Regions from separate parts of the Mus musculus genome. Here all the other regions are linked to region 3. A link is a loop called in an ENCODE intact Hi-C map of the cell type or tissue named here. Cell type or tissue: heart. All regions are shown on one strand.

Region 1 (5,000 bases), 490 kb before region 3:
TTGGTTCCCATTCTCTTACACAGCCTGAAGGCTGCACATTGGCTCTGCATTCAGTTATCTACAATTGTACTCCATCTGCCTTTCAGTGTTCTTGCCTGTCAACCTCCTGCATCCATTTCATTCCACGACCCTACCACACAGATTATTTGGGACCAAAAGTGTATCAGTGTTTATCTCCAGAGGTTGAACTATCTACTCATACATAATGAGTGTTTTGGAGATGAGATCCAAGCCTAAACATGAAATTAATTTACATTCCATATAGACCTTATTCACATAATATAAACATGATCTTGAACAAGTACATATTCCTAGGCTCCTGAATTTTGACTGACATAATTTATGCAGTCAAGTATGGAACTTTCCACATCAATACTCAGTAAGTTACAAATCTGAGAGCAATTTAGATTTCAAAATTTCAGATTAAGGATACTTATCCGTACTGTTCAAGGTCTTCCCTCTGCCACTCCATGTAAAATGTCCCATCTTTATCCTTGCTATGGTTTAAGTTAGACATTTACCACTAGCTGGCACTAGTTTTAGTGTGTGTGTGTCCCTATCTAAGCTACAAGCTCCCAAAAGCAAGAACATTTCCATGGCTGTATCCCCTTGGTGCCCAGAACACACGGCTGGAGTAAAATCATTACATGAAAGAAACATGAGGGGTTTTTTTTAACAGAATTCCAAGCCATCTGTGACACTTCTGATGCCACAAACTACAGTGGTCTCACAGAGTAGTTCCTTATACTTTTGCTCACATTGACTTCCGATGACATAAGGAAATGAGTAGTAATTCTAACTTGTCAGTTCATCCATGTAAGAGAATTAAAAGCCCTGCTTTCTTCTAAGTTCTCCCAAATTTTCCCCTAGCTTTTGTTCCCTAAAAAGCAGATACAAATTATTTCCCAGACACTTCCTATTCTCAAAAGGACCAAGTTTTCAATCCCTGCCAGCCATTCCATTCTATTCCCTTGAAAACACCAAGCAATGTTGAGTTCTTACCATGTAGAAGGCATTCAATATACTGTTAAGGCCAGTTAGCTTTATTCTATGATTCCAACCACCATACTCTCTAGCCTTACACCCAGAAAGGAAGGGATACACTTTACGCTTCCATTGTTTTAAAGTAAAGAATATAGCTGTTTTTATGTGCTCTGAAGCACTTTTCAAATTGTAATTCCACTTTAATTATGATATCTACACAAAGTAGGAATTACTATAGGCTAAAAGAGTTGAAAAGCCACAGCCCAAACTGTCTATGAATCTCCAGCTTCGGGGACTAGAGCCATTTAATAACCCACTTTCAAATCCAGTCATTTTCTTAGTTGCCTTTGTCCAAAAGAAAAATTTGTAAAATCCCGCACACTATACGGCAGGGAGCAACTGGGATCTCAAGGTCTTGCTAACGTGTCCACTGCGGCTGCTCGCGGGAAAGCAACGGAAGTTGGAGAGACTTTGCAACAGCTGCAAGAGTTTCAGTCCGGGGCAGAGAGCGACCACCGGGGCGAGGCGAAGTCCCGCGGCCGGCGTGCGCCCGACCCACGGGACCCCAAGGCCTCGCTGCTCCCGGGGCGGGCCCCACCTGGCCAAGAGCGCGCGGACGTGGGCTGCAGCCGCCCGCCTCGGCTCACCTTTCGTCAGCGTGTCCAGCACCCCCGACTTCTCCAAGTACCTCCGGAACTGCTCGCGCTTCGAGTCGGCGGCCTGAGGAGACACGGCGGGTCAGGGACCGGAGCCCGGGGCCGGAGCAGGAAGACGGCGCGCCCCGCCGCCGGCCCCAAGCCCTGCACACGCCCCAACTCCCACCCGGCGCCGCCCGCACGCCCCGAGCCACGCCGCGCCCCCCTCACTTTGTAATGGGCCATAGTGACAGCCACAGCGGCGTAGCTGGCGCCGGAGACACGGGCAGGCGGGCTCCAAGCCTCACTGCTCATGCGCGGAACGGCGCGCGCGTCTGCGCACTGGGCAGGCACGGGCCGGGGCCACCGGGGTGTGGCCTGTTTTCATGGCGACCGGGACGCTGTGTATCCCTGTCTCCTCGGAGCCTAGAGAGGCTGCGTGAGCCCGCCCTCCGCGGTTCCGGGCAGTCTCGCGTCTTCCTGTTCCGGTTGCCGCGGCGATTCGGTTGCCTAGCAAGAGGCGAGGTTTAGGTAAAGCCAGGCGAACGACCTGTGGGGCCCTGGATGGGTGTGGCCAGGAGTTAGAGGCTCCTGATGTAGTATCTCCCCACGTGTTAGTGGGCGCGCACTCCTTGTCATTTGGGTCTTTGGTGAGGAACAGACCAATGCCGTGTTTCTTGGCTCAGAAAAATACCCAGCACCAGGAAAAAGTTCAAGGTCACCCTCAGCTAAATAAAGAATCTCTTTTGGGCTTGTTCAGGGCTTGCTTGTAATCATTAAGCCCCGTGATATTTGCAGATAACTGCTGGCTGGTAGAAAACTTATCTCTACAGCAATGTTGGATTAGGGCAATGACCTCTGAAGTGGTTCTTTTCTCTGCCTTTGTCATTAGTTTCCTTTTTTTTTTTTTTATACCCCCTTAGTGGTTAACATTAAGTTCTTTTCCATATATATTATGCGTGTTTTTATGTTGAAAATAATTATAGGTAGTACTAAGTGTGTATGTCTCTCTAAGGAGATTTCTAAGTGCAGAAGAGGGCCCTTTAATGAATTTGTAGTTGTGCCTGCTACTTGGCTAGATTTTGTTTTGATCTCTCTATATAGAAGTCATTCTATTCACTAGGCGCTGGTGGCACACGAATTTAATCTCAGTGCAAGAAAAGTGGAGACCATCCTGAGTTCGAAGCCATTCTGGTCCAAGATGGTCAGGGCTACACAGAAACCCTGTCTCCAAAACAAAGAATTCATTGTAGTCTTGTTTTAATGTAAGGCCCTACCCCCACCTTATCTTTTTGAAATCCAGTGGATTTTTTTTTTTCCAGGAGTTGGGGAAGAGTATTCATGCCGTGGTGCAGTTGGAGATCGGAAGACTCATAGGACTTGCTCTCCTTCCACCGTTAGTCTCAGTAATTGCATTAAGGTTGTCAGGCTTGACAACGAGTGCCTTTACCACCAAGTCATCTTACTGCTCCCTAGCTGCAAAGTTTCTAGACTATCTAAGAAAAGCAAAACGATGGCTCTATGTTGCACAAATAATGAAAATACTGTCTTTTCTGTTGGTCTTGAGAAAAAAACATATTTGGTTATGAGAAGCCACAGAACTTAAACTCATGTTGAAAGAACTTATGAACCCAGCTTCAACCACAAACTGAATGAAAAAGTGCAAAGCAGAGTCCCCTGGTGGGTGGTGCTTGCCTTGCCTCCCTTTGTTCCTGTTGGCAATGCCCTTCCTCCCTCCCATCTCTGCTCTAAGGCATTCGAGACTCATCCAGTTTTTTTAGTTGAGCTTTTTGGGAATTTTACATGGAGTGGGGATGGGGAGGCGTTGTGTTATTGTTTTGAGGCAGGGTCTCACCATGTGTGAACTCCCAACTCCACCCCAGGAACCTGGATTTTTTTCTTCTTCTTTCTTGGGACTTCCTCCTATATTGGAGCCAATCTAACCTTTCCATAGCCCTCTCTTGGGCCCTCTCTGGAGCTCTAGCTCCTGTCCCAAGCTCTTTAAAAAAAAAAAAAAAAAAAAAAAAACCTCATCTTTGGGTAGACCAATGAGCTGGCTCGGTGGATAAAGCCTGATGTTTGTTGGATCCCTGGAGCTGTCCTATAGAGGAGAGCCAGGACCTGCAAAGTGCCTCCGGCCTCTACATGTGCTGCAGGCACACACATGCACACAACAAACAAAGTATTTTTAAATAAAATGATTAGAAAACCTTCACTACTGAGAGTAATGACATGCGCCTTTAATCCTAGCATTCGTGAGCCAGAGCAGGCAAATCTCTAAACTCAAGGCCAGCCAGAGTCACATGCTGAGATTCTGTCTCAAGTAGAACAAGCCCATCACCCTTTACCAACCATGAACGCCAAGTCTGCAGACAAGGACTCAGAGCCACTGAGTCAGTGGATGCTTTCTGGGACTGGGAGCCTCTGGCAGGTTCCTGAGTTGAGCCCATATGAGATGAGTCTCCTTTGCATTCCCTTTTTTCCTGTCCCCCATTTACTGACAGATTATAGCTTGCCTGCCCTGTGGTTTTTCTTTCAAAGTCTATTAAAATGGTCAAGCTTCGTCATTGTCAGGGTCCAGCGGGGTCAGAGTTCTCAACTGGAAGCAGGGATATCTGGAAGGCACATAATAAACAGACACAGACTACTTTTCAGGTACAAACTGACAGGCAATTTTTCAAGGCTTACTCTCTCCTCTCTCTGTCTCTCTCTCACTCATTCACAGCTTGAGGCTGCACACACACTGCATTCTCTTTTGTACTCTGCTTTTTTCCTGTGCACTTTCCTTTTCTTGAACTCCCACACTCCTACACACTTCTTTTTTTTTTTTTTTAATCTTCCTCCTATACATTGCCTTGGTCATGGTGTTTTGTTTTGTTTTTATTTATTATATGTAAGTACACTGTAGCTGTCTTCAGACACACCAGAAGAGGGAGTCAGATCTTGTTAGGGATGGTTGTGAGCCACCATGTGGTTGCTGGGATTTGAACTCAGGACCTTCGGAAGAACAGTCGGGTGCTCTTCCCTGCTGGGCCATCTCACCAGCCCCTCCTACACACTTCTATGTGTTCCTTTTTCACTCACACACACAACGTGCACTCTCCTTACACTCACACACACTCGTCACATACACCTAACTCTTTCTTACTTGCTCTCTCGCCTTTTTCTTGCCCCAGTCTATCGATATTCCAAAAACAAGTAGAAAAAAAAAAAAAAACACTGTATAATCATTGCCAAATCAAATTCAGAAGAATAGCCACATCCCACAGAGAACCAGGAATTACAATTGTTCCCCAAAGCTTCAAGCTCTCCCTATCCCCCCGGCTTGTGGCCAAAATAACAATTGCAAACTTATCATTATTTAAACTTTAACTTTTGACT
Region 2 (5,000 bases), 250 kb before region 3:
GCCCTCAAATTTACAATTCTCTTGCCTCAGCCTTCCGAACGCCTGGTTACGGGTTTGGTCGTGGCTTTCCTGTGTTCTCTTTCTTTTTGCTGAGGGTAAAAGCACAGGGTCTCACTATGTAGCCTTATCACAAGGTTACATAGTGACAAGGTTGGCCTCTAATTCACTGTGATGTCCCCACCTTTGCCTCTTTAGTGCGAGGATCAAAGGCACGCACCACAATGCTTGGCTTTTTACTGTGTTTCTTAATAGGAATCTCAGCCTTTTGCTTTATCTTTCCTTCCTTCCCAGTTTTCCACAGAACCTGTTTAGCACAGTAAACTATTCCATACTCTGTCATTTCCCAAGCTTTGGCAAGTATCAGTCATAGTTCTTGAGGAACCTGCTCACAAACTGGTGCATGTAGCCCAGGAGGGGATAGGGGTACTTTTCTATTTGCTGCAATGAACTGAGGGCGGAGGTAGGTGTTTGTAAAGGGTAAGGGTGGAGGCCTGTGGATGTGTATTTGCACCCAGGCCTCCTTAGCCCTACTGGTACAAAACAGTATAGGAAATGCAGTGACTCAGCACTTACAGTCAAGAGCTCCAGAATTAGCAATTCTCTATTATTATCTGCTGTTTTGAAAAAAGAAAAAAAAGTGCTTGCTATGAAGTACCACACCAACTCCTTCTTCTCTGCTAAATGCCTTTTACTCTTTAAGAAAAAAATACTGCTAAGACTTATTTCCTTTGTGTTTCTAGACTGAGCTCATTAGTATCTGACCTCAATCAGTGAACTATTATATATGTGTGTGTGTGTGTGTGTGGATAGATAGATAGACAGTGTGTGTATGCACAGAGTAAAACTGGAAGAAATTTGAGCATTTGCCCCAAGGATTTTCCATGTCCTTTCAGGCCTTCTCTGTACAGAGCTTGGGAAGCTGAGCAAAAATTGATGGGAAGAGATATGATTAATTATTTGCTCACCTGCTTTGTGATGTGGAAAGCGATGATTGCATCTATTAGTGAAAAGCATCATTTCACGTAATTAATGTACTGAGCAATGACTGACCAAATACTTGACATTACTCAAACGGTACAAAGCTATAATTCTTGCTCTAGGGTAAGAGGCTCCTACTGCTTAAGAATGAGAGCTGAGATGGAATTCCAAGTGTCGATTTTGGTTGCTCAATGCCACCTGCTCATGTGCCTTTACTGTGATATTTACTAGTTATTACCACAACCACTTCCCTGTTCCCTGGAAAAGTCAACTACGGTTGGATGGGCCAAAAGTGGGCTAAAAGTATCATTTTGTTTGAAACAGTCTCATTGCGAGGCCCAGACAGACCTAGAACTTGTAGCAAATCTCCTGCTCTCCCTCCTGAGGGCTAGGATTACAGGTGTGAGCTACCATCTTGGAATTCCTCATTCATTACTTTTGGTTCCAGTCAACCCATGACTGTTGGGATTGGATGATATACAACTCAATAGAGAACCCGATGGATGACGCTGGGGACAAAATGGTCCTCAATACATCCCTGCTCGTATTTACGTTTCCTTTCTTCTTTCTCTAGGGCTGAGAATAATTGGCTACTGGCTTCCCCCGCGTTGCCCTAACCAGTTTTGCTCCAGAATCCTTCCTTTGTTCCCTGCCAGTCCTGGTGCAGCCTCAGGTTCCCACATTTCTCCCTTTTGATCTAAGTCGCCGTGTGGAGAGGGCTGTCACACTTTAGTAATCCTATTGGGTCTCCCCCCTTGGATTTACGCCCTCCCCCCATGTGCGGTCAGAATCGTGTTTTCATCGCTCTCTCAGTTGTCATTTCTCAGGCTCTGCTCCTTGGCCTGGTTTACTTTATGGTGATGGCTCTGTCGCCCTCGCTTCCACTTCAGTTTCGTCTGTTTCTGGACAACTCTTTGTTCCCGGGCTTCTTTGTGGTCGTACCGTTCCCTTCGGCCTCCCGTATCAGTCCCGGCTGGGGCTCGCCCTTGTCTTGGTTCTGGAGCCGTGTGGCCTTGGCTGTGAGGCATCACGGTCTTTTGCTCTCCGCCTGCCTTCAAGGTTTTCTCTAAGTCCTTCTCCCACGGCCGCTGCGGCCCGCCGGGCCCGGGGCTCCCTCCTTTGTCCCGGCTGCCCGCGGAGGTCAGCGCTGAGGGCGGCTGCGGCCCAGCCCGGGTCGGCCCGGGGGTCTCCCGGCCGCTGCGGCCCGCCGGGCCTCCTGTTCGGACGTGCAGGGGGCCTCCTGGCGGCGGGCCTCAGGCGACGGCCCGCCTTCCTCGGCGTCCCCGCTCGGGCCTGCGGCCCGCCCGGGCGGTGGTCGGTCGGTGGCCCGCCCGGCCCAGCAGGGGCTGCAGCCCCGGGGCTGAGGACGCGCCCGGCGGCGGAGGCGGCGGGCTGAGGGGCGGGGAACCGGCCCGGCCCGGCGCTCCTGACAGGAGGCGCCGCCGCCGCCGTCGCGCCGGGGCGGGCTGAGGGAGGAGCGGAGCCGAGGGGTGGGGAGGCGGAAACGCGAGCCGGGACCGGCGGAGCGCGAGCGGGCCGGGTGCGAGCGGACTGAGGGAGCCGAGCGCGACTGCCGGGCCGGGCGAGACGGACGCAGATCTGAGAGCGAGAGAGCCAAGGCGCCACCGCCGCCGAACCGCACAAAGGCCGAGACTGGGGCCGCCGCCGCCGCTTCAGCGCGCGGGCCTGGAGCCGGCGCCCCCCGGGGCCCGGGCAGAGCGCGGCGCGGGCAGCCATGGCCGGCTACGTGCCGGGTCAGCAGCCGGCCAACCGCAGCCAGGAGAAGGAGTTCGTGCAGGCGTACGAGGATGTGCTGGAGCGCTACAAAGGTGAGGCTGCGGCCGGGCCGGCGCTGGCCGGAGCCGGAGGCCCGGGGCTCGGCCGGCTGCAGGTGGGGAGGCGGGCGGGCGGGGGGCGCGTCCACCCGTGCGGGGCTGGGCCGGGAGCCGCGGCCGCCTCTCCCGGGCTGGCTTCTGTGGAGTTGAGATAAGCGTCGGGAGCCCCGCTGCCCGGCCGGCGCTGGGCGCTCTCCTATCTCCGGTCACACTGTTTGCTCTATTATCTGGCCGGATCCGAAGGAGGAGAGACGTGGAGCTGGCTCCGGAGACCGCCTGCTATGGGACTCTGCAGGAGGAGGAGTTGGGCTCGAGGGAGACGCTCTCATTCGGTTTCCCGGGGCGAGCTTCCCTGCGGTGGCTCTCCGGGGGTCGCCCGCCCGCCCGCTTTTGTCTCCCTGCCTCTTCGGAGGAGTCGCTCGGGAGCCTAGGACGCCGAGCATCCGGGGGGTCTTGGGGGGTCGGGTGGGCGGCGTGGCCGGTGAGTGTGCAGATTGCGGTGGCGAGGCCTCCCCACCCCCACGCCACCCCCCTCAATGTCTGGGCCTGCCTGGTTGAGGCAGGGGTCTAGTTATTATTATTATTTTTTTTCTTCCTCTCAGAAATAAAGATTGGTCTCGGAGCTCGGATTTCAGCCCCTGAAGGCTGGCTTGCGAAGCAGTTCAGCGAGTTAATGTCTAATCTCCGCCGAGTGCTCGCAGAGAAAGTTTTGACAGGCCAGCAGGGCTGCGGGCTGCCTTTCCCTAACCGCCCTGAGTGGAAGGCAGGGGTGCGTGGCCCTGGAGCCCCAGCTTTGATTTATCTTCAGTGTGCTCTGGACTGCATTTTTTTTTTTTTTGAGATGTTGATTTTCCTAGAAACTTCACAGGCAGGCACCCCTACCCCCCTCTTGAAAACCTGCTCTCCTGTGACTAGCCTTGCCTTTCTTTCCACGTGAAGGAGAGAAATCTTCAACCCTTAGGACTGAGGCCAGCATTCTTGTTTACAACACCTACCCAGTGAAGGAAAACTAAAGACAAAGCTGTAACCCCCGCCTCCCAGCACCCCTGGCCCCACAACCCTGGACATTAGGACGCTACCTGGGAGTGCAGCTTGGGGGAAATCAGATGAAATGGTGAAGGACTCGCTAGGGCGGCTGATGGTTTTTTGCTGTATCAGCTCCTGTAAGCTGTTCGGTCTTCCTGCCTGCAGGGAGTTTTCTGTCAGCCCCCCTCCCCCTTCTCTTAAGGAACGGGGATTATTGCGGAGCACAAAGAGGTTAGGTTGTGCGGCTGAACTTCTTTGAAAAACTGCTGCTCGCTGAGTGGTTCCATTAAGTTTCCTTTGCAGCCTTTTGCTTTGCCCTCCTCAGAGGGAGGATACGCTGGGGCTGTCACTGGCTCTGACTGCTTTCAACCAGCAGAATTAAAAACACAAAAAGGAAGAAATCTCAGTACCTCCCAGGGTCAAGTTGCTGGTGGCTTCTAGCTGAAAGGAAGTTGGGCTCCCCTGTTATGGCAAAGAGGAAGTAGGGCTTGGATGGGTTACCGGCGGGCGTTCAGACATCCCCCTCAGTTTGACTTTACTCAGACGGACTTTGTTCCAGTATGTAGGAATGTGAGTCTTCTCAGACACAAGTCTATTTCTTTCCTAAAGACACTGTATTTGTATTCATTTATTTTAATTATTTTACTTTTATATACGAGTCTTTTGCTTGCATGTATGGCTGTACACCACAAGTGTACCTGGTGCTGGAGGAGGTCAGAAGAGGGGGTTGGATCCCCCGTTGGAACTGCAGTTCTGGATAGTTGGGAGTCTCCATATGGTTGCTGGGAATCAAACCCAGGACCTCTGCAAGAGCAACAGGTGCTCTTCGTAACTGCTGAGCAATCTCTCCAGTCCCTACCTATCCTATCAGTCTTTAAAACAACAACAACTCTGGGCTTGGAGAGATGGTTCAGCAGATAAGAGCTTGTGCTTCTCCTGCAGAGAAGCAGGATTCTGTTCCGAGCAGCAGTGTAACTCTGTAACTTCGGCTCCAGGGGATCTGACAAACCTCTATTGGTGTCCTGGTGTACCATGATTCATGGAGGCACACACATACACATAAACAAATAATCCTAAAAACATTTAGCATGCATCCATGCCTTTAATTCCAGCATAAGGGAGGCAGATAAAGCTTTGAGTTGGAGGCTAGCCAAGGGCTAT
Region 3 (5,000 bases):
TATTTTAGTGCTTTAATTAAACAGAGTGTGACTAAAAGTGATAAGTAGTTTGAGTCTGAACCTCGGTTATTAGACTGTTCCATTTATTTATCTGACATTGATGAGAAGAGTAAACCAAGGTGGATAAGTGTGGGAAGGGGTTAATTAGGAAAAGATTGACCTGATTGGCACCTGACTTGGTGAGGAAACAGGAAAAGAATTTTTGTCTGTGAAGGTTGTGATTCCATATCAAGACCATTCTTTATAATAGAATAACCACCCACCCTTAACTCCAGAGCTGGAATTCCTCAGATTCTTCTAACCAGAGGGGCCCTGGCGTGCTAAAGAGTCTGTTATGATATCTGAACACGTGGTGAATGTATTTGGCCAGGAAGACTTGCAAGTGAAATAAATCCTCTATGGGGTTTTCCAGTTGCATTGAATAATTACAACAAACTTAAAATCTGAAGTCCATGAATTGTGAAGTATCCAGTCTGTAAGTTGATTTGTTCTTAGGATCACAGTGTGTCAGGGGTTGAAGGGACTTTAAAACACGCCCTGAATAAACTTCAAGATTTCTTAATCTGTTTCCTGAGATTGCTATGCCATGTGGTTGCTTGAATTTCTGCTCACATTCCTTTGGGATCAGGAAAAGTCACCCTTTTAGGGAACACCTTATTCTTTGAATAGCAGTGAGAAAACTGATGGTTTGAAATCTGCCCTTGGATCTTGGTGTGCCAGTTTAAGGAGAGATTCAGCACAAATTTCCTTCCTCCCACATCCCAGCTCCTCAGATTCTTAATGTTGATCATATCCCCTGAAATTTGCTCTCCATCAAGTATTCTTGATTCTTTTCACTCTGGGTTCGTAGAAAAATGTTCTAGTGTCTTGCACTATTGCACCAGGAAGCCACAGGATTCTGGATAGCTTTCTGAAGTTTTAACTTTAAAGACTAGGGTATCTAGAATAAGATGATACAATGTTTAAGTATTCTCTCCTGTTTACAGATGGAAAGTCTTTGTATTTGAGTGGGTAGAATTGATCAGCTTCTTTAGGAGTGAGAAATGAAGTATAAAACATTTTGCCAAGCAAAGTTGTCTTTTACTTGACTAATCTGATCATGGGCTTCAGCCTGTACCTCATTTTTGCCAAGGAGTTTCTGGCTCCTCAAGTAAGTTTAAGGCTTAGCTCCAAGCTTCACTGCCAAATCTCCACACACCAGTGACTCGTTTTATTTACTGTTTGTGTGAAGAGTAGAAATAACTTTCTCATAAGTTTTATCATCTATATTAACTACTTGGGCCAACAGGACTTTGTACATTTTAACTGACCTTTTTCATCCTCATGAAATCCGAGGGACCATCATAAAGGGAGTCAAGTATTACACCTCAAAGAGATGCAAGCTACCTCTGGCAGGCAGTCTTCTGGGTTGCTTTGTACTTTTCTTAACAATTACAGGGTCTCTAGATAGCTTTCCTAAAATCCAGAACGTAGTTTGCAGGATTGTGTAACACATTTCTCTAATATTTTCATTCTTGAGACTTGAAATATGAACTCATGCTTTTCATCTAGCCCTTCAGAGGCTCAGATTTCCTTGGACGTGCACAGCGGTTATAGCCAATCCAGGTGTTGGTCATGGGCTGTTCCTGCTAGAGTCTCCACTGCCCTGCAACCCGCACCCCATTTTCCGGTCATTAAGACCGCTGAAGTCTGAGCAGAGAAATCCAGGTGGCGAAATGGGCCAAGATCTGACATACTTGAGAAGGGAAACTGTGCCTAGAGTTTATCCAATAACTTGGTTCCTGAGTCTAACTTAATTCCTTGGCATGCCAAGAAAAGACTGTGTTTAAGGCTAGCCTGTTCTTTGGTCAGCGCCAGAGGTGACATTGGAAAAATACAGGGATAGTCGTTGGCGGCAAAGCTGGAGCCTAGGATAGTGCAGACCGCCCACCCCAGCCCGTACGTCTCTACCGGCAGATGGGGCCCCCGAGTGGCCCTAGCCACTACCGGCTGGTAGTGGGGGCGGCGGGGGCGCCCCTTCTGGGTTCGCCCTTGGGCTGGGCTCCCATCCCGCCGGTTGGAAAGAAGCGGGGGCGGAGGGGCCGGGCCAGCGTTGTGAGGGCGGGGCTTTCCTTTGTCAGGGGATTTGCCCGGCATGACCAGGACTGCCCCTCTCCTCTCACCCTCGCAGGCGGGGACACTATTACTCCCGTGGGTGAGGAGGGAGTGAGCTAGAGGGGGTGCGGGATGAGCTGGAGTCCCTCGCCCCAACCCCGGGAAGCCCCTCCCTCGCCGCCTTGGCCTCCAATCCTTGCCTCCGCCCCCTCCCCTCCCGGCGGGGCTCCCTATAGGCCCCGCCCCCGTCCTCCTCCCTAGCAGTCGGCGCCGCGCGCTCCCGGGCTTCCAAGGGGGCTGCCCGGGCGGGGCAGCGGCTGTGGCGGGGCTAGAAGGGGGAGGAGATCCGCCCGCCACCCGAGCACTTCCAGCCAGCGGCGTGTGAGCGGGCCGCGCGGCGTGAGAGAGGCGGGCTCGCCCCCCTCGTGCGGCCGGAGCGGAGCCTTTTGTTCCCGGCCAGAAGTTTGCATGCCGGGACCGTGACAGCTGCGGGCGGGGAGGACGGCTGCAGGGCCGGCGGCGTGGTGGAGAAAAGAGGCGACTGCTTGTCATGCAGCCCACGACGCGGCGGCTGGGGGCCGGGGACCTGCAGTGGCCGGGGAGGCGGCGCCCACAGGACACGGGACTTACTGCTGCCGGAGGGACAAACTAACTTCCTGAGCGCTAGACCCAAGGCCGGCCCGCCGGGAGCCACCTGCAAGGTTGCGGTGAGGCGACCCTGGCCCTCCGGGGCGCGAGGCATGGCGCGGGTTTGCGGGCGGTGCTAAGTGAGTCCAGACTGCCTCTTGGCCGCTGCCGCAGCCTGCCCGCCTTCTGAAAGGCCCAGCGTGGGCCTCCACTCGCCTTGTTTTGCGGCCACGATACAGTGTTGGCTTGGAAGCCACAACAATGCCATGATGTTTTGGAGACAGGAAGCCCCAAGCTGGCCCCGAATGAAGGACTTCCTGTGTTTAAAGTTGCAGGAATATCCGCTGACCAGCCCTGTTCAAATGCAAACACCCAACTAGAGAGGACGAATGGCTAATTCAGACCAGCTGGACTCTTTAGGGCTGAACACAGGATAAAATGAAAGGAATTCTTAGGAGCTTGGACCATACTTGAAGGCTAGAGAGGGTGTGCCATTGTTATAAAGGACATAGTTGGTATACATTTTCTGCTTCCAACTCAGCTTTGGTGCGAATCGAGTGAAACTAGATATTGAATAAGACTTGTCAATATCAAACGATTTTTTTGCTGACTGAATTTGAAAGGGCTTTAGAAAAGTAAAACCAGAAGCCATACAAGTATTTGTTTTATGTTTATTGATTAAATAATATCATTTGTCTTTCTGCAGTTATGAGGCTGCTAGCCTGTGAGGGAAAACCTGTTTGTCTTATTAGAGTTTCTCCCAAAATGGTTTCAAATTGGGAACTTCCAGATCTTTCTGAAAGGCAGATGCAATTGGTGGTTTGGAGTATAAACATGTAAGAGGACTTACAATTCATGTAGAATGTATTTTGAGAGAACCCGTGGCGGGGAAAAAAAACTTTTGAAAGATTGATGGTTCATCTTTATTGAAAAAGTATGGGTAAGCCACTTAGCAGGCCAGACTGTTTAAGGCGGAACCCTACCTGCCTGGGTAAAGGGGAAGATGAGGATGGCTATATAGAAGATTGCTATGTTCCACAGCGGTCTATATACGATACAATGAGGATAAATGAACAGATTGACCAGGGGTCAAAACTTAATCAGACGTCAAAAAGCACCATGGAGAAGATGGAAGGAAGTACCATATCCAGCAATGGTACATTAGGAGCATCATCTAATGTTTTTGAAGCTAGAGGACCAGAAGGCAAGAAGCTGGATGAGAGGATAATATTTGATGCATTAAAGCTAAGCAGTGATGTGCAGAAGTCAGCACCCGTGCCACCCAGACGTCGGCCAAATGCAGAACGCAAAGATAATGTTAACAGGAGATCGTGGAAGTCCTTCATGCCACCCAACTTCCCAGAATTTGCAGAAAGGATGGAGGCTTCTCTCAGTGAAGTATCAGAAGCTGGAGCTTCAAATCCTTCCTTGCAAGAGAAAAAAGAATCCAGTTCTGCATTGACAGAAAGTTCTGGTCACTTTGACCACAGGGAACCTCAGTCTGAGTCCGTTACTTTGGAACACATGTCCAAATCTGTAGATATTCCAGAAGTGCAAAATGTAAAAAATTTGAGAGACTGCCAGGACTTCAAATTCCAACAGCACAGTGAGAGCTCTCCCCATGAATTCCAGCCTCTGGGCTCAGAAGCTGCAGCAGCAAGTGGTAACACAGATGAAATGCAGGAGCACAGATTCTCAAGTGCAACCTGGCCCAGGGCCATGAAAAGTTCCTCCAAGGGAGGCTTCAGTGAGAAGCAGTATCCCCTTGGGGACACTGCCTGTGCAGTGGAACTACCACCTCTCTCTCCTTGCTTGAGTGAAGAGCTGTTGGATCCAGAATTGCATATGCTTATAACACCTAGCCTGAGAGAAAAAACAGAGTCTGAGTTAAAATTTGAGGAGGATGAGCGATGGATCATGATGGAGGCAGAGGAGGAGTGGGAGGAAGAGAAATTGTCAGAGGAAAGAAAGAGTCTTGTTACAAATGAAGAGACTAGTTTGGCAGATCCCCTTGAAGAAAGTGACCAAGCAAACTCAGTACCAGCAGTAGAGGATGGGTCGGATCGTGTGGCTGTCTCTGGAACTTCTGACCACCTCGCTCTTCATCAGATGTGCTGCTCTGTTGACCTGCAGCCAACTAGGGATCAGCTTGCTTCTGTCCCCAGGGGTTCTCCCCCTGACTGCACCTGTGTGCCTGCAGGTGACACTGTTATCAGTGAGGTGAAAAACAGACCTGATCAGGGGCTAGAGGGTCTGACTTCAGGGCTCCAGTGCCCTGT

What was found. A loop is a pair of places that touch in the nucleus more often than their neighbours do. Peaks named below come from ENCODE experiments on the same cell type or tissue, not always from the same donor. Only the 100,000 strongest peaks of a DNase experiment are listed, where the experiment ranks them.
Region 1: a loop joins it to region 3, with 7 times the contacts of the local background. A loop is called at or near these places in 3 of 42 quality-filtered maps.
Region 2: a loop joins it to region 3, with 2.8 times the contacts of the local background. A loop is called at or near these places in 2 of 42 quality-filtered maps.

The regions. Positions count from the first base shown.
Region 1 is chr4:123,901,938-123,906,937 of GRCm38, reverse strand. It overlaps Mycbp (MYC binding protein), which reads right to left and starts at 1,925. Exons shown (of 5, transcript NM_019660.3): 1 at 1,851-1,925; 2 at 1,632-1,704. The coding sequence starts at 1,865. It also overlaps D130007C19Rik. In heart, no CTCF peak of the experiment used is centred here; a DNase peak (open chromatin) is centred at 2,007; H3K4me3 peaks cover 2,309 bases; H3K27ac peaks cover 1,809 bases.
Region 2 is chr4:123,662,273-123,667,272 of GRCm38, reverse strand. All of the region lies in intron 1 of Macf1 (microtubule-actin crosslinking factor 1), which reads left to right. It overlaps Gm12925 (predicted gene 12925), which reads right to left and starts at 1,392. Exons shown (of 4, transcript NR_136925.1): 1 at 966-1,392. In heart, a CTCF peak has its summit at 551; DNase peaks (open chromatin) are centred at 2,452, 3,012, 3,932 and 4,092; H3K4me3 peaks cover 3,877 bases; H3K27ac peaks cover 4,485 bases.
Region 3 is chr4:123,409,365-123,414,364 of GRCm38, reverse strand. The region is part of intron 57 of Macf1 (microtubule-actin crosslinking factor 1); the gene reads left to right. It overlaps D830031N03Rik (RIKEN cDNA D830031N03 gene), which reads left to right and starts at 2,454. Exons shown (of 1, transcript NM_001167918.1): 1 at 2,454-5,000. The coding sequence starts at 3,658. In heart, a CTCF peak has its summit at 1,948 (motif pointing left); DNase peaks (open chromatin) are centred at 1,654, 2,194, 3,014, 4,434 and 1 weaker place; H3K4me3 peaks cover 2,961 bases; H3K27ac peaks cover 3,332 bases.